Regions from separate parts of the Homo sapiens genome. Here region 2 is linked to region 1. Evidence: chromatin loops called from intact Hi-C (ENCODE). Cell type or tissue: GM12878. All regions are shown on one strand.

Region 1 (5,000 bases):
GTTTCTTACTCTCAAAACCCTCCAAAAGATAGACATTATTTGCTTATCTGAATGTACATATACCACACATTCTGTTTCCCCTGTGACATGAAAATAATAGATGTCTGATGTATTTACCTGACAAGGATATTGTGAGGATAAATTGAGATAAACATGAAAGCATGATTTAGAAGGAAAGGAAGTGATACAAATATGAGTTGAGGTCTGTCAACATACATTTGTCACATCAACACATTAAATAATTTTCAGTGACTATCAGACACGGGCCTGTGCCTCAGATTAAATGATAATGCTTATTAAAAACTAGTTAATAAAGTTAAAACTATGTAAGTCACCCTCTAAAATAGTACTATCCAATAGAACTTTCTGCAGTGTTGGAAATGTTCTCTATCTGTGCTGTCCAGCATGGTAGCCATTTAACCAAAATGGTAGCCATTTAGCCAAACAAGGCTATTGATCATTTGAAATGTGTCTGGTGGGACTGAGGAACTGCATTTTTGGTTTAAATTAATGTTAGTTAATTTATGAGTAGCCCATGTGGCAAGGGGGGTGGGAGCTGCAGCTCTACAAGGTGGCATCACTTTAGACTAGGCATCTTCTTCAGTGCTCTCCATGCATTATCCCATGTGACCCTCACAACAACCTGTGATCCAGGTACTGTTTTTACTCTCATTTTATAGATTGGGAAACTGAATGGTAAAGAGGCAAGTGACCCAGGGTGAGGGTGTCGATAAGCTGTGGAATCAGAATTCACACCTACATAAGTGGATGCCAAAGCCACCTCTCCTATCAGTTACTCTGCACTGCCTCCTACATGACACAGGACTGGGCATGTGGCAGTCACATCTGGCGGAAGTGACAAACTACATAGGAAGTCAGTAATATTATGGGGATGAGCAAGAGGAAAACTGTGTTGTTCATCCTTTGTGAATCCCTGTGCATCTAATGTGTTAAGTCCCCTTCACATGATGAATTCCCCATCAATGTCCACCAGCCATGAGAGCAGCTTCTTGGTAAGACATCACAAAGAGGCCTCACGGCGATTCTTTTGTTAAGTTGCTGACTTTCTCTTCAATCAAGCCTTTTATGCTGAAAACTATCTTACAGCCAAGATTCCAGACTGCACACAAGTGAGAAGGCAAATTTGCTAAGTACATTTGAAATACCTGGGCAGCTTTTAATGTACTCTACAGGATGTGACAAACGAGTATCTGTGTAAATCAATAAACCCTTCTGTGAAAGGACTAATGGTTTTATGTGAATAGCAAGGCAACACACGTGGAAACCAGTACTCTTGTTTCCTGTCAGTATTTTTAAAGTTCACTGTCATAACTCTGTTCCCCTTGACCTTTATCAGTGATACCTACCAGAGATTTGTGTTGCTAGTTGAGTTTTAACTGGACACCTCAGCTATCAACCGTCTTTCCCTTTTCCCTTGGTGTCTGATAAATGCCTTCTTTACACCTTCTGCTGTCCTGGATTTCTCATTTTTTAACTATGCTGTGATTGTTCTTTGAATAATAATTGACTTTCTCAGATTTAAGAATACTTCATTCCAGTACAGACAAATGGAGATTAAATACAGATTTCTCTTTACTTTGGTGCTGTAAAATCGGGTTTATTATCATGGTGATTCACAGTAATAATTGCTTCTGTATATGAATATTGATAAGTGGAAAAACCAATATGCACAGAAATTCAGGAATCTTCAAATGCTGTGAAACTAGTAGCACAAAAGCTAATAGAAAATGAGAACCTTTGGTTTTCAAAAGCAAAATGCATGTCAACTAGAAGTTTGAATAAGTCTTATCTGTGCCCTCAAACACACAAAGATGATGTAATATGATTAGGGATGAAAACATGTACTGTACTAGCATTTGCAAATTGGAACCAGACCCTTCTAAGTTCCTGGTGTATCTTTACATGCAATTAATGCACAGTGCAACACTGCCTTTTGCTCTTTTAAATAAATTCTTTCTATAGTCCTATCTTGATAATCCCCCAAAATCTTCATCTTTAAAAGTTAACAATTCTAGGACATTAAAATATGAAGAGCTATTTTTAAGGGATTTTAAGTATTTTTTCATACTGACACAAATATATTCTGTTGACACAATCTTATTTTATTTACAGCATTGTTTACTTAATGCGTTTCCACCCATGGGTGAAACGTTTAATCAGGTTGCATTGTGGGTATTATTTTGCTAATTAGCATCCAAATGTGGGACCAGCTTCTATAAAGTTCAACCTTAAAGTGAGCAGTGTCTCCTCGGGTTTAAAAAGACAATTCCAATTCTATGGAGTGGTAACCACGATCACACTAGAGCAGTTGTCTGATTAATTACAGTGGTGTGAATTTGGTCATGTTTTCAAGATGATGTTCCCTCCAGAGCAATTGACTAGATAATTGTGTTCTTGCTACCACAAAACCTAAGTGGAACTCAGCAGATGTGAGTTCTGAGCCTGGAGCTGACTCAACCTGTCACCACTTACCTGAACAAAGGGAATATGCTCTGCAAAGTTTGTCTCTCCCAATAATTGGGCACAGATTCTACCACTTTGAGGAATAAAATTGATTCACTTAATACCAAATCTGTCAGAACAAGTGATCGAAACAATCAGTGTAATGGGTAGAAGGGCAGAAAAGCAAAAAGTAGAGATGTAACTTTCTTGTTTGTAAAATAGACTCTGGGTTGAGTGAAGTTGAGATCTCTTCCAGTTCTGGTGTTCTTTTTTTTTTTTTTTTTTCTTTTTTTTTTTGAGACAGAGTCTTGCTCTGTCACCCGGTCTGGAGTGCAGTGACATGATCTCAGCTCGCTGCAGCCTCCACCTCCACCTCCTGGGTTCACGCGATTCTCCTGACTCAGCCTCCCAAGTAGCTGGGATTACAGGTGCCTGCCACCATGCCTGGCTAATTTTTGTATTTTTAGTAGAGAGGAGGTTTCACATGTTGGCCAGGCTGGTCTCAATCTGGTGTTCTTGTGTCTAATAACAAAAGATAAATTACAGTCACTGGGTAAGAGTCATTATTTACATTTCTGGGCTACAGTCTGTTAATAACAGTAGTTTTCATAACAGTTTTCATACTCTATAAAATTATGTGGTTGGACTTGATACCTCAAACCCTTCTAATTCTAAAAATGTAGAAAATTTATTCATGAAGTTGAAAGTGCCATGCCAGTATAGATCTGATGTCATTGATGTATGTGTGTATATATGAATATGTACAATAATTCATATGTGTATGTGTGTGTTTGTGTGTGTGTGGTTGTATGTGTATCTCTCACACAGGACATTTAGCCATGTCTAGAGACATCTTTATTATCAAAACTAGGTGAAGGGGATGCTACTAGTACAGGCATAACCTCATTTTACTGTGCTTTGTGAATATTGCATTTTTTTCACAGGTTGAGGGTTTGCGGCAACCCTGCATAGAGCAAGTCTGTTGGTACCATTTTTCCAATAGCATGTGCTCACTTTGTGTCTCCTTTTCACATTTTTATAATCTCACAAGATTTTAAACATTTTCATTATTATTACAGCTGTTATGGTAATCTGTGATCAGTGTTCTTTGATGTGACATACTTAATTGTTTTGGGGCACCATGAAGCACACCTATATAAGGTGCACATGGTACCTGTTGCATGTGTTCTGAGTGCACCACCAACTGGCCTTTCTGCTGTCTCCTTTGCTCTCCTTGGGCCATGTATTTCCTGAGACACAACAGTAATGAAATTGGGCCAATTATTCAACCTACACTGCTTGTAAGTATTCAAGTAAAAGGAAGAGGAACATGTCTCTCACTTAATTTTTTTTTCATTGTTTGTTTGTTTTTGTTTGTTTGTTTGTTTGAGATGGAGTCTCACTTTTTCACCCAGGCTGGAATGTAGTGGCTCAATCCCAGCTCACTGCAGCCTCCATCTCCTGGGTTCAAGCGATTCTCATGCCTCAGGCTCCCGAGTAGCTGGGATTACAGGTGTGTGACACCACAATGCTTAATTTTTTGTATTTTTAGTAGAGATGGTGTTTTACCATGTTGGTCAGGCTGGTCTCGAATTCATGACCTCCAGTGATCTGCCCGCTTCGGCCTTCCAAAGTGCTGAGATTATAGGCATGAGCCACTGTGCTCGGCCCATGTCTTTCACTTTAAATCAAAAGCTAGAAATGATTAAGCTTAGTGAGGAAGACATGTCAAAAGCCAAGACAGGCTGAAAGCCGGGCCTCATGCCCCAAACAGCCAAGTTGTGAGTACAAAGGAATAGTTGTTGAAGGAATTTAACAGTGGTACTCCAGTGAATGCATGAATGATGAGAAAGCAAAACAGCCTTATGGCTATTATGGAGAAAGTTTCAGTGGCCTGGATAGAAGACTAAACCAGCCACGACATTCCCTTAAGCCAAAACCTAATCCAGAGCAAGGTACTAACTCTTCAATTCTATGAAGGCTGAGAGAGGTTAGGAAGTTGCAGAAGAAAAGTCTGAAGCTAGTAGAGGGTAGTTCATGAGGTTTAGGGAAAGAAGGTGTCACCATAACATGAAAGTGCAAGGTGAAACAACCACTGCTTCATGTAAAGATGTAAAGCTGCAACAAGTTATTTAGAAGATCTAGTTCAAATAATGGATGAAAGCTACTACACTAAACAACAGATTTTTTGATGTAGGGGTCAATCTTATATTGGAAGAAGAGGCCATCTAGGATTTTCATAGCTAGAGAGGAGAAGTCAATGCCCGCCATCAAAGCTTTAAAGGACAGGCTGACTCTCTTGTTAGGCACTAATGCAGCTGGTGACTTTAAGTTGAAGCCAATGCTCATATACCATTTGAAAAATCCTATGGCCCTTAACAATTATGCTAAACATACTCTGCCTGTCCTCTGTAAATGGTACAACCAAGTCTGGGTGACAACATATGTGTTTACAGCATGGTTCACAGAATATTTTACTAATAAGTCTACTTTTGAGAGTCTACTCCTCAGAAGAAAATATCCCTTTCCAAATATTA
Region 2 (5,000 bases), 77 kb before region 1:
ACAGGTGCTTTTTTCTGTGTTTTATTTGGTAGGTTTCCCACCTCAGCCCCTAATAAATTTTGTTCCACATTAAATTAATAAATTAGCACAGGAAACTCATTTCTCCCCATTAAGGCCAAGCCTATCCCTTGTTCTGTATTAATAAGCTTCTGCTATAAGTGGTCACCTGAATACAATTCCTTTCCTGCTACAACCTTTTTTATTGTACTTATAAAAATAATTTATAAACATACCCTTAAGATATAAAATAGGCTATATTTCTCTTGGGTCACTGTATTTAATTATTCTAACCCTACTGTTATTGTATTTTTCTTTTCTGTGCATTTTTATTACCTTTTTTTTTCTTCTGAGCTTTTGAACATCACCACTGGGGGACTGGTAGTGAAAATTGACACAGTAATAATAAAGTGTTTTACAGTTTACAGGGTACTCTTGCAGCATCATCTCATTTGAACCTCACATTAACCTTTTGAAATAGAAAGGGCAGAAAGTGCAAGTTCATCTCTCTGGTGAAGAACCTGTTTGACACAGGCAGTTGACTTTTTCAGGTCATACAGTGAGTCAGGCTGGGAGTGGACTTGATCTTTTGATTCCAAGTCCCATATCTTGCAAGCATGGCATTAATTACTTTCTACACCAGTGACTCTCAAATTTGGCTGTGCCTTGGAATCATCCGGAGAGTTAAAAACAAAACAAAACAAAAAAACACTAATGTGCTGGTTCCACCCTAAGGATTTAATGGGTCTGGGGTGTGGCCTGGGCATGAGGATTTTTTAAATTTCCGCAGGCCTATTCTAATATGAAGCCTGGGTTAAGAATCATTGCGGGCTGGGTGCAGTGGCTCACACCTGTAATCCCAGCAATTTGGGAGGCTGAGGCAGGCAGATTAGTTGAGTCCAGGAGTTCCAGACCAGCCTGGGCAACATGGTGAAACTCCGTCTCTACAAAAAAATATAAAAAATTAGCTGGGTATAGTGGTGCATGCCTGTAGTCCCAGCTACCTGGGAGGCTGAGGTGGGAGTATCACCTGAGCCTGGGAGGTCCAGGCTGGAGTGAGCCATGATGGCCCCACTGTACTACAGTCTGGGCGACAGAGACCCTGTCTCAAAAAAAAAAAAAAAGAAAAAGAAAAAGAAAAAGAAAAAAAAAATCATTGTACTGCAAGGCTTGGCTGATTTTTCTTGCTCACTATGTGAAAGCTTCCTGTGGCTGTGGTCTCATGGCTGTGATCTCATTTTCACTAACCCAACACCAGCCTCTACTGTAGAGTGGCCAGCCTATGCATTCTGCATAGGAGACATGCAAAGCTTCTGGAGAAGATGGGAGTCGAGTTGGTCTTTGAAGGAGTAAAATTCAGATAAATGGGAGTATCCTTTGGTCTGTGGGTTCTCTGATGAGAGACAGCAGAGGGTTATGGGCACTGTGATGCAAGAAAGCAGAGGACTATGGGTATTCTGGTGAGAGGAAGCAGAGAATGTTGGATAAGTTTAAAGCCTTCAGAGGCCAACAGCCTAGATTCAGATCATCACTGAGCAGCCACTCACAAGCGGCCTGATGTTTGGGGAATTACTTAACCTCTCGGGGCTCTGAGGAGTTCCCAGAAATGTTTGAAGCATGGGTTGGTAGGAAGCTCGTTGCTGGGGAGGAAGTAGGCATGGGGCAGCAAGGTCAGTGGGTCACTCAGAAAAGTGACTAGGGCATGGGGTGGGCCCTGTTCAGACACCCTAGACTGGACTGGGTGGGTGAGAAATAGCAGAGGTGTCTGAAGAAGCAGAGTGTGGAGGAAAACCCTGCTGCTGGAAAAACCTTCCTAGAAATAGAAAATCATTTCATCTGCATTAGTGGGAGGACATTATGGCCTAAATGAAAAAAAAGACAGGACTCTAAATTCGCCTTAGTTAGTGGTGCCTGCTAACTGAGCTTGAGGCCTATTTTCCTTTATTAAAAGTTGAACAATTAGCAAGTGTTAGAGAGTTACGAAACTGAGACTTTTTTCTTGACATGATGACAGGCCCTGGAAATTCAGTGGAAGCTTGGCAGAGAGGATGTGGGCAGCGAGGCCGCAGGGCTGATTCTCACAGTGAACCCTTCTCAGCCCCACAAGTTCAAAGCCTTACGTGTAGAGCTGAGTTTCTAGAGTGGCCCAAACCATAATTGCTTCTGACTCTCCCATCAGTGTCTGGCATAATCTTTGACACACAGGACTGCTAAGTTTGCTGGGTTGAAAGAGACACGGAGAACCAGGCAGCATCCTTACAGCTTAGTGGGAGTTATTGCCAGAATGCTTCAGGGTTGTTGTGGGCAGAAGTCTATAAAGTGATCATCCAGGATCTTAGAGACGAGGACCGCTTCAGAGAGGTTGGATAATCTCACATTTATTCGTGTAGCCAAGACCACAGGCCATGTTTCCCGACTATTGTCATGTTGATGTGCACCATGTGGCCAGCTTCTGTCTGGTTTCTAAGGAAAGAGCTGTAGTGTGACACAGGCGGGTCAGTCACCATGTGGGGTGATCAGGATGGTCAGCAAGTCTTAGGTGCTCAGGAGGAGGAATAGAAGACAAGACAGGTAATTTGAAGTCACTGACTCTCAGAGCTAAATATTACCTCCAGCATCCAACCACCTCATTTTGCCTATGAGGAAATGATGTCACAGATGTCCCAGTAGCTTTACCAAAGTCATACCACCTACGAGTGGCAGACCTGGAACCAGCATCCAGCTCAGTGGATGCTCAGTTTTCTACTTTCCCCTCCCTATGATTGTGGCAACAGAAGATGTACTTGGTTGCCTAACACTAAGATGGCTACTGGTGAAATCTAGAAGACTATTTATTTGGATTAATTTGGAAGAGCTTTTCCGGGAGAGCCATTTGTCATGGGAACCACAGCTTGGCCAGTTTATTATTCTTTAAACACAGAGATTTTGCATGAAGAAACTGGTTACCCAGGTTTTGGATGCACTTTTCTGTTGCTTTTTCACATACATATTCTGACTTTTCTAATTGCCTTTGAGGATCATACTTATTTCCTGTTAATTTGTCTAAATTTCCTTTCCTCTCTCACCAAGATGAATCATCTGGCAGGATTACAGCTGTCTTCGCCAAGTAGCTCTTTGCTTCTCTACTCCCACTGAGGCTGTGAGTGGTTTGTCAGAATGTACATCCCACTATGTGACAAAGAAGCACCTCAAGTGATAGCTTCCTGCCACTTTGAGGGGTTAGGGATAAAAATAATAGTTTTAATGTCGAAAAGTATACCAGGACAGTATTACTAGCAAAAATGTCTTCAGTACAAATCCTCAAGCAATTCAGCCCTACCCTATGCACTGAGTTTTGCCTGACTAGAGACAGCAGGTACTAGAAGAAGTGTAGTCTTCTTGCTTTATCCTTAAGTTCCATTTAGGTGCAAATAGGTGGAGCTTCTCTCTTTTCTGACATGAGCTCCCAAGAGAATTAACTATGTAATTTATGTCTGACTTTCAAAAGTAGTATAGTTAATGCATCTTATTCGAGCTCTTCTTTTAGGTAACCCCTGGTTGGAAGAAGGTGGGAGGAATAGAGTACCTTGATTGGGAGTTAGTCTTTGAGTCACCAGAAATTCCCAGGGTGTCTTAGGGAAGACAACTATTTATGGCTTAAAAGTTGATTTGCTCCTATGTGAGAAGATGCATGTGGCAGGGGGTGTCAGTTAAAGGATAAGCGTGCAAAATCTCATTTTCTAAGAGAGAAAATCAATTTAGTGGTGCTTTTATCTTCTGTGCAAATATCCTATTGGTTTTTTGCTTTATGTCTATGGTGCCAAAATACTTGTTTAAAAAATGTTTTCTGTTGAAAGTACTTAAGAATAGTTAAGTAGTTCAGCAGTACTCTCACTCCCAGTGTCATCAGAGGTAAAGCATCAGCATATTCACCAGCATTGGACATTTGCTGAATGCCTTCTGTGTTGTGCAGTGTGTGGTGATAGGGATGTGATATAGAAAACATTATTCCTGCCCCTGAGAGTCTTACATTATAATTGTGACCTGTTGAATTGCATACAGTATCTACTTACTGAACTTGGACTGAGAAGTTCCCTTCTCCATAGGAGCTATGTATTATTATTATCATTGTTATTTCATTTAAACACTGAAAGAATTCTTTCTTTATAGAAGCAGTTGCTTTTTAATCAGTTCATTTTAATAAGCTTAGAAGATATATAACTATTTATTTGCCAGCAATTGCCACACACACACAAAAATGATATGATATTGACCGTGTTTTCTGAAACAAAAATTTGAGCACCTCGGTCATCTAGAGAACAGAGATAGAATTTTTTTTATTTTGTTTTAGAATTTTTACTTGAAAAAATAAAATTGTATATATATTATATATAACATGATGCTTTAATTATACACACATTGTGAATGGCTAGATCAAGCTAATTAACATATGCATTACCTCACATACTTATCATTTCTTGTGGTGAGAACACTTAAAATCTATGCCTTTGGCAATTTTCAAGTATACATTGTTAAGTATACTTACTCTTTCTTCTTCTTTTTTTTTTTTTTTTTTTTGAGATGGAGTCTCGCTCTGTCACCCAGGCTGGAGTGCAGTGGCGCCATCTCAGCTCACTGCAACCTCCGACTCCCAGGTTCAAGCAATTCTCCTGCTTCAGCCTCCCGAGTAGCTGGGATTACAGGTGTGTGCCACCATGCCCGGCTAATTTTCTGTATTTTCAGTAGAGATGGGGTTTCACCATGTTGGCCAAGCTGGTCTTGAACTCCTGACCTCATGATCCACCCGCCTTGGCCTCCCAAAGTGCTGGGATTACAGATGTGAGCTACTGCATCTGGTCTCCTATCTGAATGAAATTTTGTATCCCTTGACCAGTATCTCCTCAACCGCTGCTTCCACCCAAACCCTTACTAAGTGCTAGTCTACTCTCTGATTCTGAGTTCATCTTCTTTAGATTCCATAGGTAGTTGAGATCATGTGATATTTGTCTTTCTGTACCTGGCTT

What was found. Hi-C counts contacts between places; a loop is a spot of excess contacts. Peaks named below come from ENCODE experiments on the same cell type or tissue, not always from the same donor. Only the 100,000 strongest peaks of a DNase experiment are listed, where the experiment ranks them.
Region 2: a loop joins it to region 1, with 5 times the contacts of the local background. A loop is called at or near these places in 1 of 110 quality-filtered maps.

The regions. Positions count from the first base shown.
Region 1 is chr2:132,898,726-132,903,725 of GRCh38, reverse strand. The region is part of intron 8 of NCKAP5 (NCK associated protein 5); the gene reads left to right. Among named protein-coding and RNA genes, the nearest start is that of NCKAP5-AS1, 14 kb to the left of the region's middle. In GM12878, no CTCF peak of the experiment used is centred here; no DNase peak of the experiment used is centred here.
Region 2 is chr2:132,976,118-132,981,117 of GRCh38, reverse strand. The region is part of intron 7 of NCKAP5 (NCK associated protein 5); the gene reads left to right. Among named protein-coding and RNA genes, the nearest start is that of NCKAP5-AS1, 63 kb to the right of the region's middle. In GM12878, no CTCF peak of the experiment used is centred here; DNase peaks (open chromatin) are centred at 1,226 and 2,057.